2 separate regions of the Homo sapiens genome follow, and region 2 is linked to region 1. A link is a loop called in an ENCODE intact Hi-C map of the cell type or tissue named here. Cell type or tissue: dorsolateral prefrontal cortex. All regions are shown on one strand. Links, peaks and the distances in the headings refer to the core of each region. The heading gives the core; the rest is flanking DNA. Region 1 overlaps SKP2 (S-phase kinase associated protein 2). Region 2 overlaps NADK2 (NAD kinase 2, mitochondrial).

Region 1 (2,921 bases), core at 166-2,665:
CACTGAAGGATTCTAACTGGGGGAAAGACATGCTGGTTTAGAAAGACTGCCCAGGGCAGCAGGTGTTTGTCACACTCCTCGGTGTTTTTCTCCCTTGTGTCCTCAAACCCACTTATACAGGGCCTGGTACAAAGGACATGCTCAGTAAAGACTGGCACCTTTAAATGGGAGTAGGAGGAGAGAATATCACCAGAATTGGTGTAGAAGATCCATCAGAGGTGGAAAGCCTAGGAAGGCAATCATTGAACTCATCTGACTGTTTTTTAGGATTCCTTCATTGTGCATTTATTTCCTTCTTGGCAATTGTTACATTATCCTGAGCTTGTGGGATTATTCTATGTATTCATATGTAAGAGTTTCATACTTGTTGAATAGTTATTTAGAGATTGCTTCTATGAAAGAAAACTGCGCTTCCTGCATCCACCTTTCTGTTCTAAACACAGCAGCCAGAGTGATCCTTTTTGAACTTACGTGAGGGCCTGTCATTCCTGTGCTCAGAATCTTCTAGTGGTGCCTCATAGAATTCAGCGTCAAAGCCAAAGGCTTTATCATGACCTAGGAAGCCTGCATGACCTGGCTGCTCTCTGATTTTTCTACCCACCTACCTCTGCGCTCTACACTGGCCTCCTTGCTATGCCTCAAACACACATGCTGTTCCTTGGATCTAGAACACGTACACCAGATACTCACAGGGCTCACTCCCTCACTTTGTTCAAGCCTTTGCTTAGTGATCGTCATCTCAGTATGGCCTTCCCTGACCACCATGTTCAAACTTAATAACATCTGCTCTGAACTCTCTGTTCTCTCCCTTGCCCTGTTTAATTTTTCTGCACAGCACAGATCAATTTTACTATATCATATAATGTACTTATTTTTTGATGTGTGATTATCTGTTCCGCATTACTGGAATGAAGTCCCACGAAGGTAGTGTTTTGGGTCTGATTTACTACTCCTTCCCAACACCTAAAATGATACCTGGCACCATAGTAGGAGCTCAGTAAATATTTGTTGAATTAAGAAATGACAATACCCTTTTGTATTGCTCTTTTAGGTAAACTGTGCCTTTTGTAAACCTGAAAGAAAGCATATTAGTCTGTTCTCATGTTGTTAATAAAGACATACCCAAGACTGGGTAATTCATAAAGGAAAGAGGTTTAATTGACTCACAGTTCAGCCTGGCTGGGGAGGCCTCAGGAAACGTACAAGCTTGGTGGAAGGGGAAGCAAACGTCCTTCTCCACATGGCGGCATCAAGTGCAGAGCAAAGGGGTCGGGGAAGCCACTTGTAAAACCATAAGATCTTGTGGGAACTCACTTATCACCAGAACAGCATCAAATTACAGGGGCGGTTATCACCAGGTAACCGTCCCCATGATTTGATTACCTCCCACTGGGTCCCTCCCGCAACACATGGGGATTATGGGAACTACAATTCAAGATGAGATTTGGGTGGGGACACAGCCAACCATAGCAGAAAGGGAAGAAGATTTATTTGCCTTTTAAATAAGGTCACTACTGAGTCCACATCAGAGAGAAACAAGGCCTTCCTTTGCACCCAGAAGCACCACAATATCTTATTGATGTCAATGAATTGACAATGTCATTGAATGACATTTGAGAGGGTGGGACTTGCTCTGTACCACTCTTCATGCCACAGCCTCCGATTGGCTGGCTAGAGCTGAAGGGAAGAATAGGAAAAGTGTTCTGGGTTTCTCTTTTTGATTTGCTGAGAGAGTGTGGTGGTCACTTCAGGGTACATAGATGATGGAATGGGGAATTTAACACGAATTAAATTACTCATCACCACAATTATTTTTCTGTTCAACAGAAATGATTTTTCAAACAAAAATAATTGTGAGGATGAGTAATTTAATTTGTGCTAAATTCCTCATTTAAGCTAAATGTTGTATATTCTTTATGTGTTTGAAAAGACTCAGTAGACTTGATAGGGTGAAAGAATGGTGATGGCAAACACTTGTTTTCCCTCCAAAGGTGTTTCATGGGACTCCCTTCCGGATGAGCTGCTCTTGGGAATCTTTTCCTGTCTGTGCCTCCCTGAGCTGCTAAAGGTCTCTGGTGTTTGTAAGAGGTGGTATCGCCTAGCGTAAGTATTTTTCACCCCTTTGGCAAACGTAGGGGAGGAAGAGGAGAGGAAGGTTATTTATTCGTTTTGGTCTGATGAAACTAAAAACCAAGAAAAATAGAGCAGCGCAAAGCAAACTAGGTATCTTCATATTTTTATTAATCAGTGTCCTCATTTCACAGTGGAAGAGGAATTTCCTGGGAGGGATAAACTTACCAATGTCTGGAAACCTCTTTGCCCTGTATTCAGTGCAGCATGTGTTTATGGGATGCTGACTGTAGGCCAGGCGGTGTGCTTTAAGTGCGGAGAGAGTTACAGAGGTGCATGCAGACAGCGGTTCCTCACGCCGCTGGGCTGAGCAGTGAGCACAATAGGGAGAGGGAACACAGGCTTGGTGTTAGACCCGAGTGCACACCCAGCCTCTGCTGCTTACGCTCTGCATGACCTGAGTGAGTTAGTTGACACTGCTGAGCCTCAGTCTCCCCATATGTAAATGGGGATAATGGTTATGAGGAGGAAACCACTGGTTATGAGGATGAAATGTGAAGATGCTGGTGTAATGCCTGACTCACAGACATGTTCCACACAGAGTAGCCATTGGTGGGGTTGTGCTCTTTTTTTGGCAACACTTTTCAAGTGTGGAAGGTGAGTTGCATGTGGAAAGACTTGGTGAGCTGGAAAGGCAATAACAGGCCTGGAGCAAGAAAAAGGCTATGTTTATCAACTGGAACTTTTTACTATCTTCATGCCTTCTCATCCCTATCCTACCTCCTGGTCATTCTTTGCTTTGTGTTTAAAGGCCATCCGTCTGGCTTCTCCCTCCACATACTTAGAACTCC
Region 2 (2,921 bases), core at 304-2,803, 74 kb after region 1:
AATAAAGTCAATTTACACTTTACTAGTTGAGAAGAGATTAATGTGCATCAAACACAACTATTAGAAGTTAATTTATATAATTAAAAATATAGTAAAATGATAACAGTGAAAAATTTTGTTATTTGCAATCTCATGGCTGGTCACATATTTGTAGTTTTTAAAACCTCCCCCTAGATAATGCTTATATACAGTGAAGGCTGAACATCAGGGCTGTGAAGCATGTTGGTCAATGATTCTCTAATGGTGACACTTCAGCTACTGTGATATTTAATTCTTCTACATCTTTGTGAGTTTCCTATTTAACTGCAAGTATTTATAGAAAGGGAGTATACCTTAAACCTCTGTTTTCCAAGTTGTGTTCCACAGAATTTAAAACATTTTCTGCTCCCTCCCACCAAAAAGAATCCCATAGTCAAATAAAAATCATCTTTTGCTTGGGCTCATGTTTTTCAAAGACATTTAACCCGAAACCTCTATCAAAGAATCCAAAGCTTAAGGCTTAAACTCTGACTTAAGCTTTCAGCAGCTAACATCTGGAAAGACAGACAGCTGGTAATAAGGCCCTGGACTAGAAGGAAGCTGGTCCCCAGGCTCAAGGAGAAAAGACCTAAAAATGATCTTAACAGAACATCAGAAACATTTTACTACTTTTTTTAGTGGAAGTATGGGGGTGGAGAGGACGATAAAGGAGATGCAATTCTTGCCCTCAAAGAGTTTACAGTTTAGAAAAGAAAATAATCACAGATAAGTATTATGAAGTGAAGAATGCCTAACACAATCTTGGTAGCCAGAGAAAGGCAGAGGCACAGCAAGGTTACCAAGGATGGCATCCTGAGAGAGTAATGTCTGAGCTTAACCTCAAAAAAAAAAAAAAAAAAAACAGGAATTGGATAGAGGAAGAAGAGCATTCAAATCAAAGGAGGCTACAAAAGTAGACACATAGACACTGAGAGATGCAAATTCAACCACCCTGAAATACCATCTTTCACCCACCAGGTTGGCAAAGACCCAACAATTTAATGAACTATGTATGGAAAAATAAGTCCCCTTATACAGGGCTGGTGAAAGTAAAAATCTGTATAATCTCTAAGGGAAGCAATTTGGCCAAATCTGTTAAAACTTTATATGCACAAGGCTTTTGACTCAACAATTTCAACTTTAGGTATTTGTCTTAGAGCTTGATTTACATGCATATAAACACAAATGTTATTCATTTCAGAATGTGTTTAATAGCAGAAGATAAATTAGGACACAAAATAAAGTAACATACATACTATTTTTAAAAAGAATGGGAATGTTCTTTATGACAATCTCCACAAATGCTGTTAGGCTAAAAAAAAAGGCACATAATAGCTTAAATAGTATATTATCATTGAATAAAAAGAGATGAGGCAAAGAAAAAGAATATTTCACTGTGCTGATTTGTAGGTATAGGTTGCTTCTGGAAGAAAACACAAGAAATTGATAACAGTTACTTCCAGGGACAAAACTGAATGACAAATGACAAGTAACAGAAAGACTTCTTTGTATAATATTTTGTATCTTTTATATTTTGAATCATTTTATGTGCTACTGATCCATAAATTAAACTAAATCAGTACAACATCTAATGGAAATTAACACAGTTTGAAATTGCTAGAATATGAAATTTAAGACAAGAAGTGATCAGAAGTGAAGCTCAAGAGATAGCCAGTTCATGAAGGGACTTATCTGCCATTCTAAAGATCATGAACTTGAGCCCACAACTGTGTTTCTCAGTTTAACTGGGGACCACATGCCAACCAGGGATAAAACACATCCCTGGAATTCAGCCGGAGTCATTAATTTCAGGTGTGTGCTTCATAAAACCAAAGTCTGGGAATTCTCCACAAACTGAGTCAGAGTCTTGCGGGGCTAAGGTTCAGGTGTCTGCATTTTAACAAGTACTCTTGGTGACTAAAGGGTACAGGGAGCTTCTGTGGAGTTCCAAGCAAAAGAGAGAAAGGGCCAGATGTTCACTTTAGATAGACACTCTGGTAACTGTGTCTAGAAGATTTGAGAGGAGCAAGGATTCAGTTAGAAAGCTCTGGCAGTACTCCAAATCATGCTCTTTAATTTGATTAACAATCATATTGTATGTAATATACTTATTGCATACAATGTAGCAAAAGTATACCACCTGACAAAAGTATACCATGGTACGCTTATTGCATACCCTGTGGCAAAAGTATTATCTGCCCAAGTGCTACAACCTAAGCCACAAAATCTTCAGAAAACAAAAGGGAAATCCAAGGTGCTACACCTTCCAAGTCATCTAGTTTAATCCAATAACACGGCAGACTGTTAAATGAAATTATTCTATCCCATTATGAATTTTAAAAAACAAAACTAAAAATAGGAACCAGTAAAAGGGTTGCCGAGTTGTGAGACCTGGAATGATGGAGAGGAGGGCAGAAACTGCTGACTTCTTATTTGTTCTACATTAAAATTTTTTTTCCTTATTCAGTTCCCCATCCCTGGTGACAGGTGAAAAAGAGCTTTAAATAAAACCTTTTTTTGACCAATGAGGTATGTTTCTGGTGTCAAAATCCTTTCCAAGTCAGTTTTGTTTCATCTAGAGTTCTAATTTGTGTCAAGGACCCTGTTAATAGCAATTGCACATTTGCCAACAGCTACATCTCTTAATGATGCAAGTAAATTGTAATAATAGTTTTACTGGCCTTTGAAAGGTCATGAGACAGTAGAGGTAAAATGTTTGACCAGAAATCTGATATCACAAAATAAGTCACTGGTCAATCAATGGGGAAAAAGACAAGATTTTAAAATAAAGCAATGTAACCAATATGAAACGGTAAATAAAAGTCAAAACTTTGACTAGCTTGAAGGTTGTAAACCTATTCTGTGCATGCCTTATCAACTAAAAAATATTTCCTGTAATTGTT

Evidence for each region. A loop is a pair of places that touch in the nucleus more often than their neighbours do. Peaks named below come from ENCODE experiments on the same cell type or tissue, not always from the same donor. Only the 100,000 strongest peaks of a DNase experiment are listed, where the experiment ranks them.
Region 2: it touches region 1 in a loop (4-fold over the local background); 48 of 110 quality-filtered maps call a loop at or near these places.

Annotation. Positions count from the first base shown.
Region 1 is chr5:36,161,654-36,164,574 of GRCh38, forward strand. It overlaps SKP2 (S-phase kinase associated protein 2), which reads left to right. Exons shown (of 10, transcript NM_005983.4): 3 at 1,992-2,103. Among named protein-coding and RNA genes, the nearest start is that of SKP2, 11 kb to the left of the region's middle. In dorsolateral prefrontal cortex, for the core only: no CTCF peak of the experiment used is centred there; a DNase peak (open chromatin) is centred at 1,658; H3K4me3 peaks cover 1,673 bases; H3K27ac peaks cover 2,500 bases.
Region 2 is chr5:36,236,008-36,238,928 of GRCh38, forward strand. The region is part of intron 1 of NADK2 (NAD kinase 2, mitochondrial); the gene reads right to left. Among named protein-coding and RNA genes, the nearest start is that of NADK2, 4.5 kb to the right of the region's middle. In dorsolateral prefrontal cortex, for the core only: no CTCF peak of the experiment used is centred there; no DNase peak of the experiment used is centred there; H3K4me3 peaks cover 354 bases; H3K27ac peaks cover 1,779 bases.